Regions from separate parts of the Homo sapiens genome. Here regions 1 and 2 are each linked to region 3. Evidence: chromatin contacts called from ENCODE Hi-C or POLR2A ChIA-PET data. All regions are on one chromosome and are shown on one strand. Each heading gives the region's core, a stretch centred on a gene start or an enhancer-like site at or near the end of the contact. The rest is flanking DNA. Distances are from core to core; before and after follow the strand shown.

The links. A loop is a pair of places that touch in the nucleus more often than their neighbours do. ChIA-PET counts read pairs that join two places held with the same protein, here RNA polymerase II (POLR2A).
Region 1: a loop to region 3 is called in a map of Calu3, with 1.9 times the contacts of the local background. The contact joins two enhancer-like sites. A Hi-C loop is called at or near these places in 2 of 168 maps with a recorded cell type or tissue (Calu3 and HepG2). POLR2A ChIA-PET finds 5 or more read pairs at or near these places in 1 of 52 experiments (HepG2).
Region 2: a map of aorta shows a loop between it and region 3 (2.0-fold over the local background). The contact joins two enhancer-like sites. A Hi-C loop is called at or near these places in 3 of 168 maps with a recorded cell type or tissue (PC-3, aorta and breast epithelium). POLR2A ChIA-PET finds 5 or more read pairs at or near these places in 4 of 52 experiments (HepG2, MCF 10A, OCI-LY7 and 1 more).

What each region holds. Positions count from the first base shown.
Region 1 is chr3:24,449,249-24,452,719 of GRCh38, forward strand. The region is part of intron 1 of THRB (thyroid hormone receptor beta); the gene reads right to left. Among named protein-coding and RNA genes, the nearest start is that of THRB-AS1, 43 kb to the right of the region's middle. RefSeq lists an enhancer at 2,471-2,615 and a cis regulatory region at 2,536-2,549. Within about 2 kb of position 1,588, at least 5 of the 41 ENCODE cell types and tissues checked have a DNase peak (open chromatin) inside an H3K27ac peak, as active enhancers do.
Region 2 is chr3:24,350,489-24,354,282 of GRCh38, forward strand. The region is part of intron 1 of THRB (thyroid hormone receptor beta); the gene reads right to left. Among named protein-coding and RNA genes, the nearest start is that of THRB-AS1, 140 kb to the right of the region's middle. RefSeq lists an enhancer at 1,628-1,772 and a cis regulatory region at 1,691-1,708. Within about 2 kb of position 1,828, at least 7 of the 41 ENCODE cell types and tissues checked have a DNase peak (open chromatin) inside an H3K27ac peak, as active enhancers do.
Region 3 is chr3:24,388,055-24,392,023 of GRCh38, forward strand. The region is part of intron 1 of THRB (thyroid hormone receptor beta); the gene reads right to left. Among named protein-coding and RNA genes, the nearest start is that of THRB-AS1, 100 kb to the right of the region's middle. Within about 2 kb of position 1,262, at least 4 of the 41 ENCODE cell types and tissues checked have a DNase peak (open chromatin) inside an H3K27ac peak, as active enhancers do.

The DNA of each region.
Region 1 (3,471 bases), core at 338-2,837, 62 kb after region 3:
TAAATCTGTTCTCATCTATTTTCATGGATTTCACATATATATGACCCATTTCTGACAGCAGGGAAGGTCACTTTCATATTAATATTCAATATGTCACACCACTGTCATATCAACTATCCTCAGGCAGGTCTGATGGCTGGTTGACAGAAATGGGCATTTTGAGAGGAAATTCCCAGAACCAAGTAACCCAGCTGGAGAATACCGCTGCAGGAAAGACAGCAGTACTATATATTAACTCAGCAGGGAAAACAGCTAAATTGTTCTTCCTGCTTATTAATAGACCAACATTTAGTCCAACAGCTCTAATTTTCTGTGGAATTTTTGACTTTCTCTCTTGAAAACTGAAAGTCATGTTAATGGTTTTCTGCATAATGCTTGTCTGTATGGTTTAGGGATATGAGGGAAGATTTTTTCAAAATAGGGAAGCCGGTCCAAAGAATATTAGCCTTATCTTTTCCCTAAATACTATATATGTGAGACTATCTTAATTCAAAGGAGGCGATATAGTGAAAAGCTTTTCTGTGCTAGTTTTAGTAATAACTTGTAATAATGGGAAAAAAAGAAGATTAAGTTTGAGTGAATAATAGGACGCTAAAAAAGAAGATACTAACTTGGCTCTTAAGTTTTTAGTGGGACTTACTGCTTTGATTTATAAGCAATAATCATAGAGGCAGAAATGAGACAATCTAGCATCTAAGCATTCAAATGAACATTTTAAGAATTAATGAGGAAGGAAGGAAAGGAGGGAAGAAGGAGGAAGGGGAGAAGGAAGAAAGGAGGGGAGTTAGCCGGGAAGTAAACAGAGGGAAGAAGGGAGAGAGAAGGAAGGAAACTAGACACTCTTAAAGAAAGCATCATAACTTAATATTTAAGATTCTTATTTTATACAATTAAAAATCTCGTTTAATTATTTAAGAAAGAAAACTTCCACAGGTATAATGTACAACTGTACCTTAGAGACCATGTGATATGTATTCATAGTCTGAAAAGTCTTTGTATTTATTCTTGGGAAATAAGGACTACACACTCAAAAAGAAATTCCTGCAGAGAGGCAGGTAAATGGACAGCACGATTTACAGTAGACCTCACATTTACACATTGGCAACCCTCACAAAAGCTGATATGCCCTGACGTTTATTTCCTCTGAACATTTACTTACGAGTGTCAAAGTCTGAAAGAAACCTCATTACAAAAAGTGACATTTTATCTCCATTTGTGCATTTATGAACGTATTCTACATTTTTCTGAAGTGTTATTTATTCTTTACTTTAAAAATGTACTACCCAATTTATCTATGAGGTCTTTCAGTCTCAATTCATGACAACCTTTGTACTTACTGTTCCTAAAAACTCAAAGACGAGTTTCTGAGCTTTGTAATAAAGAACTTCATTCTGCTGTACAAATTAAACCAGGTGTAGGTAAACCAGTGTAGGTAAATGAAAAACTGGGGTTAAAAAGAAAAAGATGCCAATCTATAGTAGGCTCAGCTTTTTTTTGAGAGAGAGATTAAGGTGCATACAGTCAACTGGTGTGAAGGTCACCAAACAAAATGTTGCAATCTTAAAGTGCCACTGACATGCAGTCAGTGTGCTGCAGCAGCTCAGGATTAATCCATGCAGCTCTTTCTCCTTCCTTGCTATTGTTTCAGAATCCTTCATAAATGTGCATTATGAAGTCTGTTATATTTGCAGGAAAACATTCTAAAAATTAGACAAATTTTTCTTCAAATTGAAATAAAAATATGTAAATAATATAACTTTTAAAAATTTGGTTTCCCACACCCAGGTTTTGTTATAGGAAAAGTGACCCACAGGCTCAAAACTCCATAAATATTTCCTTGTGATACATATGAGCTATGACAAGTCTAACCTTAATTATTTATTATCCACTTACTAATGACGTCTAAATTACCAAATATTTCAGTTGAAGATTTTCTGATTTTCCTGGGAAACAGCTGAAAGCTACAAGCCACTACATGTACTTTTTTTTTTTTTTTTTTTTTTGAGACAGAGTCTCGCTGTGTCACCCAGGCTGGAGTGCAGTGGCGCGATCTCAGCTCACTGCAACCTCTGTCTCCCAGATTCAAGCGATTCTCCTGCCTCAGCCTCCCGAGTAGCTGGGACTACAGGTGCCTGCCACCATGCCTAGCTAATTTTTTTTGTATTTTTAGTAGAGATGGGGTTTCACTATGTTAGCCAAGCTGGTCTTACATTCCTGACCTCGTGATCCACCCGCCTCAGCCTCCCAAAGTTCTGGGATTACAGGCGTGAGCCACCACGCCCGGCCTACATGTACCTTTAGCTTTCAAAAGTCAGAGTCAAAATCAGAAGGAAGCATTCCTGGTTCAGGGACCTCTATTCTCTTTCACCTGCTCCTGACCTGCTGCTTTCCTTTTGGTGAGGACAGCTCCTTATAAAGCAAATAGCTCCCCACTCTGAATGGAAAGGCTCATCTCCTCAGTCCATGTTGCAAGCACAAATCTCCCTGATAGTCATTTAGGGAGTGAATCAGACTTGCAGCCAATAAGCACAAAGCTGACCTTTAAACCTCAGCCTTTAATAGAGCATTGGGTTATTTTACTTTGTGTTTGCTCAACATTTCCAGGGGTCAAAGGGCCTGGTTTACTGACGTGGGGTGAACTAGGGAACCTTGCTTCAACTTCTATGTTGCAACAGATAAAAAAGCACTGGGGGCTGGGCTGGTAGGGGCCTAAGCCCCAACCTCAAGTATGCCCAGTATCACAGGTGTTAGAATACATTCTGAAGTCTTTAGCATTTAGAGATGACTAGATTGCCCGAGGCTGAGGACTAGCCCTTAGCTAACAACTATGGGAGAAATGAGAAAGAGTCTTGGGGGCTGGGGAGTAAGCTTTCACATTTTCCCAGTACTGCACCAAATGACAGATCTTGAGGTGAAAGGAGAAATCAGTTAATACTGATTCTGTCTTTATTTAAACATTAATATTTATTTTACCATGGGTATTTGTGCATTACTTTTGATTTTTAAAAGTAGTGCATTAAAATAATATTTGTTGTGATTGCCTGGATTTTTGGCACCCCCTTCCGTTTGGTGCCCAAGGTGCGTGCCTAACTTCCCTCACCCTAGTCCTAGCCCTGGTCTGTCACCTCATGGTTCCCATCCAACATTTTCACATAAAAATGGGGGTAGATTTAAGCAGGCTGGTGGAGATGCTTACAGCAGGGTTGAGAAGGGGAGAAGTGTCCAAGTCATCCAAGAAAATCATTACTGAGCATGTAGTATGTGCCAGATGTACATTCCTTTGGTCCTCACCTATGAGGAAGGCCTACTAATCTTCTGCTGAGAAAGATGAGGCTCCGAGAAACATGCTTCCTTCCACTTTCCTCCAACCCAGGAACCGGCGCTATAAACCACCTGGTGCTCAAGCAGAAACGTGGGGGCTGTCCATGACCCCTCCTTGCTAACCCACCTGTAACTATTTATGATCACTCA
Region 2 (3,794 bases), core at 578-3,077, 37 kb before region 3:
TGCAATTCAAGTCAGAAATGATAGAGTCTTCCAAACATAATATTGAGCAAAATATGCCAGACACAAGAAAGTATATTCTATATTAGGCCATTATATACAGTTCAAAACTAAGCAAAATTAAACTCTGGTTTTAGAACTCCAGGGAGTTCAGTCTCTCCTTTGGGGACAGGCTGAAAGCCGGTGTGAAGAGAGTTTTTGCTTCTTGTCAGTATTGCATTTCATGATCTAAATGGTGATCATATAGGTGGATTTGTTTTGTGAAAATTTGTTAAGCTGTATGCTAATGATTTGTGTACATCTCTGTGTGTATGTTTCATTTTAATAAAAAGGTTTATTTAAGGTAATTTCTTTAAGAAATATCAATACTTTTTTTTCTACTTAGCATTCATAAGAATACAAACATGTGGCAGGGAACAGTGATGGGACCTACAGCTTACATCAGGGAAAATTTCAGACATAACATGGTGCTGTCACCCTGCATGTAGTATCTATATGAAATGGTATAAAAGAGGAGGCTAAAAGAAACAGCATTAAGTTTTCAGGATTTTCTGTAAATACGCTGCTTAGTATGTTATTCATTTTTTTTTCTTGGTGAAGAATAGCAGAAATTTTTTTCTTGTGTATAGTTGTAGATCAGCACCCCAAATCATGCAAGAAATCAGTTTTTTCTCTTCCCATTGGCTTCTAAAAAACTCAGCCCTAAATTTGTGTATACCCTTAGATCAGTAGTTTTAAAACTTTCTTTGCCATGGCCACAGAGAGAAATTTTATATCATGACCTAATGCACAAACACACACATAAATCTGAAAGTTACGTAAAGGATATAATACCCTTACTTTGTGCAATGCCCTCCGATATTCTGTTCTTGCCTTCACATCCTAATCCTTTCAAAATGATGGGCACTTACTAAGATGGTTTCCCAGGCCATTAATGTGTTGCAACGAAGTTTGAAAAACATTGTCTTCTAGACAATGGTACATATTAGGCATTCAATAAAATGTTATTGAATGAACAGTGGTATGCATTTTGTTAATTTGGCCTAAACTCCAATTTGTTGTTAGCCTTGTTTTCCTTTGCCTTCTCACCTTTTGTTCTTATTTAGGTCAACTTCTTATAGTGTATGCATCTTTAGAAATTGTCTTAATCTTTTCCAGAACAAGTCCTTAAAACACACTCTCAAAGTCACACAGTAAATCAGTCAGAGCAGAGACAGGAGAGAAAAGGTCATCCCAAGGCACCCAAGGTGCTGGGAATGAGAAGCTTAACACCTGTAGGACAGACACTTCCTGTCCCACCTCTGTAACAATGTCTGTAGTGCTAGACACATGAGAGCAGATGGTGACCGGGACTAAGTGCCTGGAGCTCACCTCTAACCTTACAGGGAACCCTATATACTCTTGCTTTCCATGAAGTTCTCTTGCATTTCCGACAGATGGGAGAGAGTGAGCCAGCTCATTCTGAGAAACACAAAGACACTTTTTGGAAGAGGAACAAAGGGTTCTGCAACTGACAATGAAGAATGGTGTGAGCATCTATGTGTATCACTGTGATAAAGAAGCTCATGGTCTTGAGTTTCCTTTATCTCTCTTTTGAGGGTGTAAAGTCTTTCTCAGGCCATTGACATTTTGTGTCAACAGAAAAGCTAGCAAACATGTTGGAAGGAACTAGTTCAGGCATGTGAGAATAAACCTTATCTTTCTAACACAGGAACAAATTTAACCTTAATAAAACTTTTATTTTAAAAACATTCCTGTTAGTACTATTAAACAAAACTTCCATACAAAAGTTCTTGGATCACTTTTGGGCAAGCTGCCATTCTGGCTTATCTTCAACAACCAAAGAAACGAAAACATGTTTTAGGCCAAGCACCATGGTCCAGTTCAGTAATGCTGTCCCTATGAGGATAGGGCTGTGAGCTAGAGAAGAGAGGTGAACGTGACTGGTCATTGCTTTAGCTAGAAAGGGTCAAAAATGACAAGGAATGTAACAGGGCTTAATGGACCAGAAGCCAAAAATGCAGTCTAAGATTTGCCTTCACAGATGTCTACAGGAACATTTGTTTTAGCAGTATGAAATCAGAAGCAGCCTGCAAATTTCAAACCGGGGTGGTTGGTTTTAAAAGGTCTTTGCGCAGCCATTCAAACTCAAACCTACAAACGCACAATGCAAGAATTCATCACAACAAAATATTAAATGTAAACAGCAGGATGAAAAACTATACACACAAAATATGAATTCAACCATATTTTAAGCATACACATATACTACATATCCATAGAAAAAGACTTGGAAGAAACACTCCAAAATATTAAGAAGAGCTATAAACACTGGCTAGTGAAATTAAGAATGAATATTCAATTTCTTTTTTATTCTTTTCCTTGTTTTTCAAATTCCCACTTTAGGTATAGATTGCTTTGATTGCTTGATAAATAAAGCTATTTTTAAAAATGTAATACTATATTTCTTTATAAACTCTAGTTTTTTCATTCATTGATTGACAAATATCTGGATAAAATTTTGTCGATTTTCTCTTTAATGACAACTTCAGGGGTTAAATTGCAATTCAACAAGGAGAGCAGGCAGACTGAACACAAGAGTGAATCACATGCAGAGTAAAAGTGAAACATGGATTCTTACCCCCCAAGTATATTTGCATAAAGAAAAACCAACTTACAAAAAAAAAACCTCTTGTCAGAAACACTCTTTGTCTTGTATATTTTTTTCATGTGGGATGTGTAGAATAGTTTAAAACTGTAGTCCATAAGTAACGCTAAAGGTTTAGATAGCCTACACACAGTCAGTGTAAATGTCACACAGCCATGAATTGCTTGGTGTAGAGTTTCACAGTTCTACAGCAACTCATGTCACCCAGCTGGCTACAGGCAAAACTGAGCAATAGACAAATCTCTATAGACATTTGACAAGGAAATGAAGGTCGCACAAAGAAATGAGGCTGTGTATTCAAGCTAGGACCATAGACAATTCACTGTGAATTAGCAAGCACAGAAGCATACAAGTCAAATAAAGTGTCTTCATTTTTCATGTGGTTTCTAGTTACTTTGTCACTTTCCTGAACTGTGCAGGTCAGTGTGGATATCACCAAAGGCTCAGTGTTGCATTGCCAGGTGCAGGAAGGAAAAAGGCAGGTTAATCTGTTTTATCATTTATTTCTCTGACTTTATATATTAGGCGATTCCATATGATAAAAACAAAACAAAGCAAACAAAGGAAAGAAAACTCCTATAAAACTTTGTATTAATAAGCCCCTTAATTTTAAAAAATAGGTTTGTTTTTTATCTCTTAATCTAAATAATGCAATATTTAATAAAGCACATATGCATAGCAAATTTTAAACACTAAGATGAGGGCAAGTCATCTCAATCTCTTGCTAAGCATTGCTAAAATTAAAAAAATCTTAGGAGGATACTAAGTACATCATTTACAATATGGTAGTCTTGTGCCCTGATTTCAATTAAATGCTTCTATTAAGAATTTTAAAGGTTGCATAGTATTCCATGGGGTATATGTGCCACATTTTCTTTATCCAGTCTATCACTGATGGACATTTAGGTTGGTTCCATGTCTTTGCTATTGTGAACAGTGAGGCCATTATCCTTGGTAAACTAACACAGGAACAGAAAGCCAAACACTGCGTGTTCTCACTTATAAGTAGGAGCTAAATGATGAAAATACATGGACACATAAAGGGGAGCAACACACACTAGGGCCTTTTGGGTGGAGGATAGGAGGAGGGAGAGGATCAGAAAAAATAACTAATGAGTAGTAGGCTTAA
Region 3 (3,969 bases), core at 12-2,511:
TCAGTAAGATATAACTGATTTCCCAGCTACTGAGAGGGTGGCTGACTCTGATGCATATTCCTTTGGCTGAAGAGAGCCTCCTTACCCAAAGTCATTCCCCTTCCCAAGCAACCCACGTCCAGTGATTGGTTCATGCCAAGGTATAAAGGCCCAGCCCCGTCACCCAACTTGGAACAACTCTGAAGGGCTACCAAGTTTCACTGCTCTTTAAATGTTAGCAGAGACATTTACTGAGACTCCATCACAGTCCAACTTCTCCCTCTATCCACACTCCACACCTGCTTCCTTCCCATTCCTACCACAGACAGCTATCTGAGTAAACCTCCTGCTTACTACACTGTCTCAGAATCTGCTTTCTAGAGCGCCTAACCTGTAACAGCCTGAGATAAAGCATATAGAATGGAATTTTAAGACAGCACACATCATAACCCAAAGGTTGGTCCCTAGAACTGTTTTGTGTGGAATTCATGGGGGTAAAACACTGTGAACTAGTTGCCAACATTAAAAAATAATTTTCAAAAAGCCAAAGCTCTGGCAAGAATGGGCTGGTATTTGCTCATGGCACTGAACAGCTGTAGTTGAGGGATAGTGTTCCATCTTGATGGCTCTCACTGGCTACACTGTGTGACAGTCCCTACTGGCACCCTTCATTTATTTCCTTACCTGCCCAACCCTGAGGGCATTTGAGCTGATGGTTCATGACTGATGCCAGGATTCCCATCCCTAACCTCAAGGCAGGCTACTTCCTTGATTAGCCTACTGCTTCCCTCAACAATTTATATCTCTCATCTGACTTTTCCCACAAAATGTACTCTCTGTGGGCTGGTTCTGTGTAGTAGTAATCTTGGTAGCTCTACCCTAGCAGATGCTCTAGGTTGGTGGACATAGCAGCTGTTCTAATCATGCTTGCTAAGTGAATAAAATTTTAATAGAAAACTCCCATCTCTACTTTGTGATAACTGAGTAGTATCTATTCTTCTGCAATATTCTGAAGGAGACTGTGTGACTATTTGGATGTTTGAAGATGTTTTCCTGACGCACAGAAAGAAGCTGATCTCTCCTTCGCAGAAAGCATAGCCAGCAGTGTGTTTTCAAGGTGTAGGGATGAATACAGATTTTTGGAGTGGTTGAAACCCCAGGGGTAGTAAGTAGCTCATATCATAGAATTCCTTTACTGACTGAAGTCCCCAAGAGCAAATCCCTGGAGAACTTAGCAATGCAGAGCAGGTCTTGGCTGTGCTGCCGGTGTGTAGGTAAATGGCTTAAGTAATTGCTGTCCTTGGGCAGTCAGTCAAAACGCAAGAGTTGAGACTATAAAAGGGCAAGTGCTCCCACAGAGTAAAAATTATAAACTATTGTTAGACAGAATAATATGTGACTGCTGACATTTCACCTTTTATTATTATAGCAACGCTTTAAGAAAGAAATGTAGTTAAGGTTGTCAGAATTTCATTTTAACCCCCTCCTTCAAGGCTGTTAAAAATTCACTCATGCTGAAACTTGCCTTTCAGGTTCTCAGCGAGATTTGTGCTTTGTTTTTAATCTGTTGTTCTCTAATGGAATGCAAAATGTAATTTGGGGGAAAGGGTTTTTCCAAGGATCTTTCTACAAACTGCTTCCTATCTCAATTCCCCCCCTTTTTTTTTGTCTGCCCCATTCTCTGCCAAAAGGTTAGCTGTAACAACAAAAACAACCCAAAAGATACACTCAACTGACAGAGGATTAAAGGCTTTTGGCAGTGCTTATAAAAATAGCTTCAGCAATAAGCAATACTCAACAAGCAGGAATCTGTTCAGTGGCAGTCACTAAAGGCAACCACAGTCTTGAAGTGCCATAAATGTCCACAAGAGATGCAGTTGAATCAACAGGTATTTGTGGAGCACTCACTGAATAAAAGGTAGCCAATGACAGTATAAAAATGTCTTCGTAGGTGTGACAGAGGGGACAATCTGCTAGGAAGGAGGAACCAGAGATGTCTCAAGGCTATATTTGTATAGCAAACCCACTGCTTTAGACCATGTGCTCTTGGTACTCAAAGCTCCCCATACCCCTACCCATAAGCCATCTCCCACTGATGACAACATGCCAGAGGAAGGGGGAAAAAGGCAATGATTCATTGATCAGCTACTAGGTGCTAGGCAGAATGCTAGGCACTTTATAATTATAAGGTACTGTGAAGATATAAAGAGGCATGAGCCCTCTCCCAATCCCCACTCTCCAGCTGAAACACACTTTAGGTATATTCACCGGAGCATAAGTGGTTTTCGAACACTCCTATGCTTGCTTTGCTTATCTTAAACTAAAGCAGCTGTCCAGCTAGACTTACTATGTTGATCAGCACATGACATATCAGCATATATAATATTTACTTTTGTAGACATCCCGCCAGCTCTTTGATAAATGTGTTAGGTCTTGCATGTGCCATCATTCCCATTATAGTAATCCCACAACTTGGGAAAATGCTATAATTAGCCTTTTATTATTATAAGCATTTCTGTAACACTTTCCATTTAAAGATGGCTTAACAACCAACTCTACTCTGTATGTCTCACAAGGAATCAGATAAGTCAACACTTGGTAGCTTTGCTTTATGGCCTTGAATCCTCAGGTTCAAGGTTCAAAGAAATCAAGAGTTATTGTAGTCAGCTCAGACTTAAGACCAACACAGCTGTTTTCTTTTTAGCCAGCCTCTCAGCCTGATGCCCAGCTGCTTCCCAATCTTTACTTTGTAAAAAAAAAAAAAATATATATATATATATAATATTATTTTTAAATTCTTGGAATTAAAAACTCATAGGTAGAATATTGGCCCCAATTCTCCATTTTTAGTATGAATAACTCACATCTTGGGCTTTTGCCAGGTATTGCTGGGATGATTTTGGCAGATCTAAGGCAGCCCTGCAGACAATTTCCCTCAGCTGGTGAAAAAGCAAAGCTGAATCTTTTCAGGGTCCATTTCTCCCAGCCTGCATCACAGGCAGAGTGCAGGTGCACTGTGCAGTCTGGCAGAAGGAGCAGTGGTGCCCTTGGGACAGGTGAGCAGGGGAAGCAGGTTGGTCTTGGGAAACTTCTTTGGAGAGCAATATGGCTGCTCAGGGATGTGCATCATGGCCACAAGAAGGTAAGACCCAGGTGGTTCTGGTTTCTCAGTATGGAACATTTAGCCACTGTTTTAGAACATGGGTGGTAAAATATGGTCAAAAGCATAAAAGAATAATTATAATTCAGCTACAGAAAAGGTCTTGTGGAGAGTTGTCTCTTTCTCCTTAGAGTCACCTTGTTTTATCTACCAGTCTTGAATCATGCTGTCATCCCACATTTGTGGCAATGAAAACGTTTACTCTCCTACATCATCATCTCATAATCTTTATGATACTTGCTATTAAATCTGGAGACAGTTATTCCTTGTTAAACTTAGTTTTGAAACTAGAATCTTCATGGCTCCATAGTATATGTGTAATGATTGTTCAAAATATTTTATTTTTAAACAATGGTAAATGTTGCTAATAATATTTCTGCCAGTACCAAGAAAGACACTTATCTCAGTTTAGAATATACGTATAAACAGGGCATTCATTTCCATTTAAATTCCAAACCTAATTAATTTCTATTATTCTGTTTACTCCTCTTTAAGCTTATTGGGTCAGCTGGTCCGTCCTCCATTTTCAAAATCGAATACTTCCTCTGTCCTCTCCTTTTCCCCCAAATACAACTGCCCCATCATTGTCATCATCATCACCATTATTGCTTGAGCACTTTCCATGTGCCAGAAACTGTCCTCAGAATTCTACATGTACTAACTGACTTACTCTTCGTAGCGGTAATGGGAATTATTATGGTTCACATCTTAGAGATGTGGATCCTGGCACACAGAGAGGCTACATAATTCGCACAGGGCAGCCATGCTGAAATTGGCATGCTCACAATCTGGCTCCAAAGCAACGCTACTTTCTTCTGTGTTCTACTGCC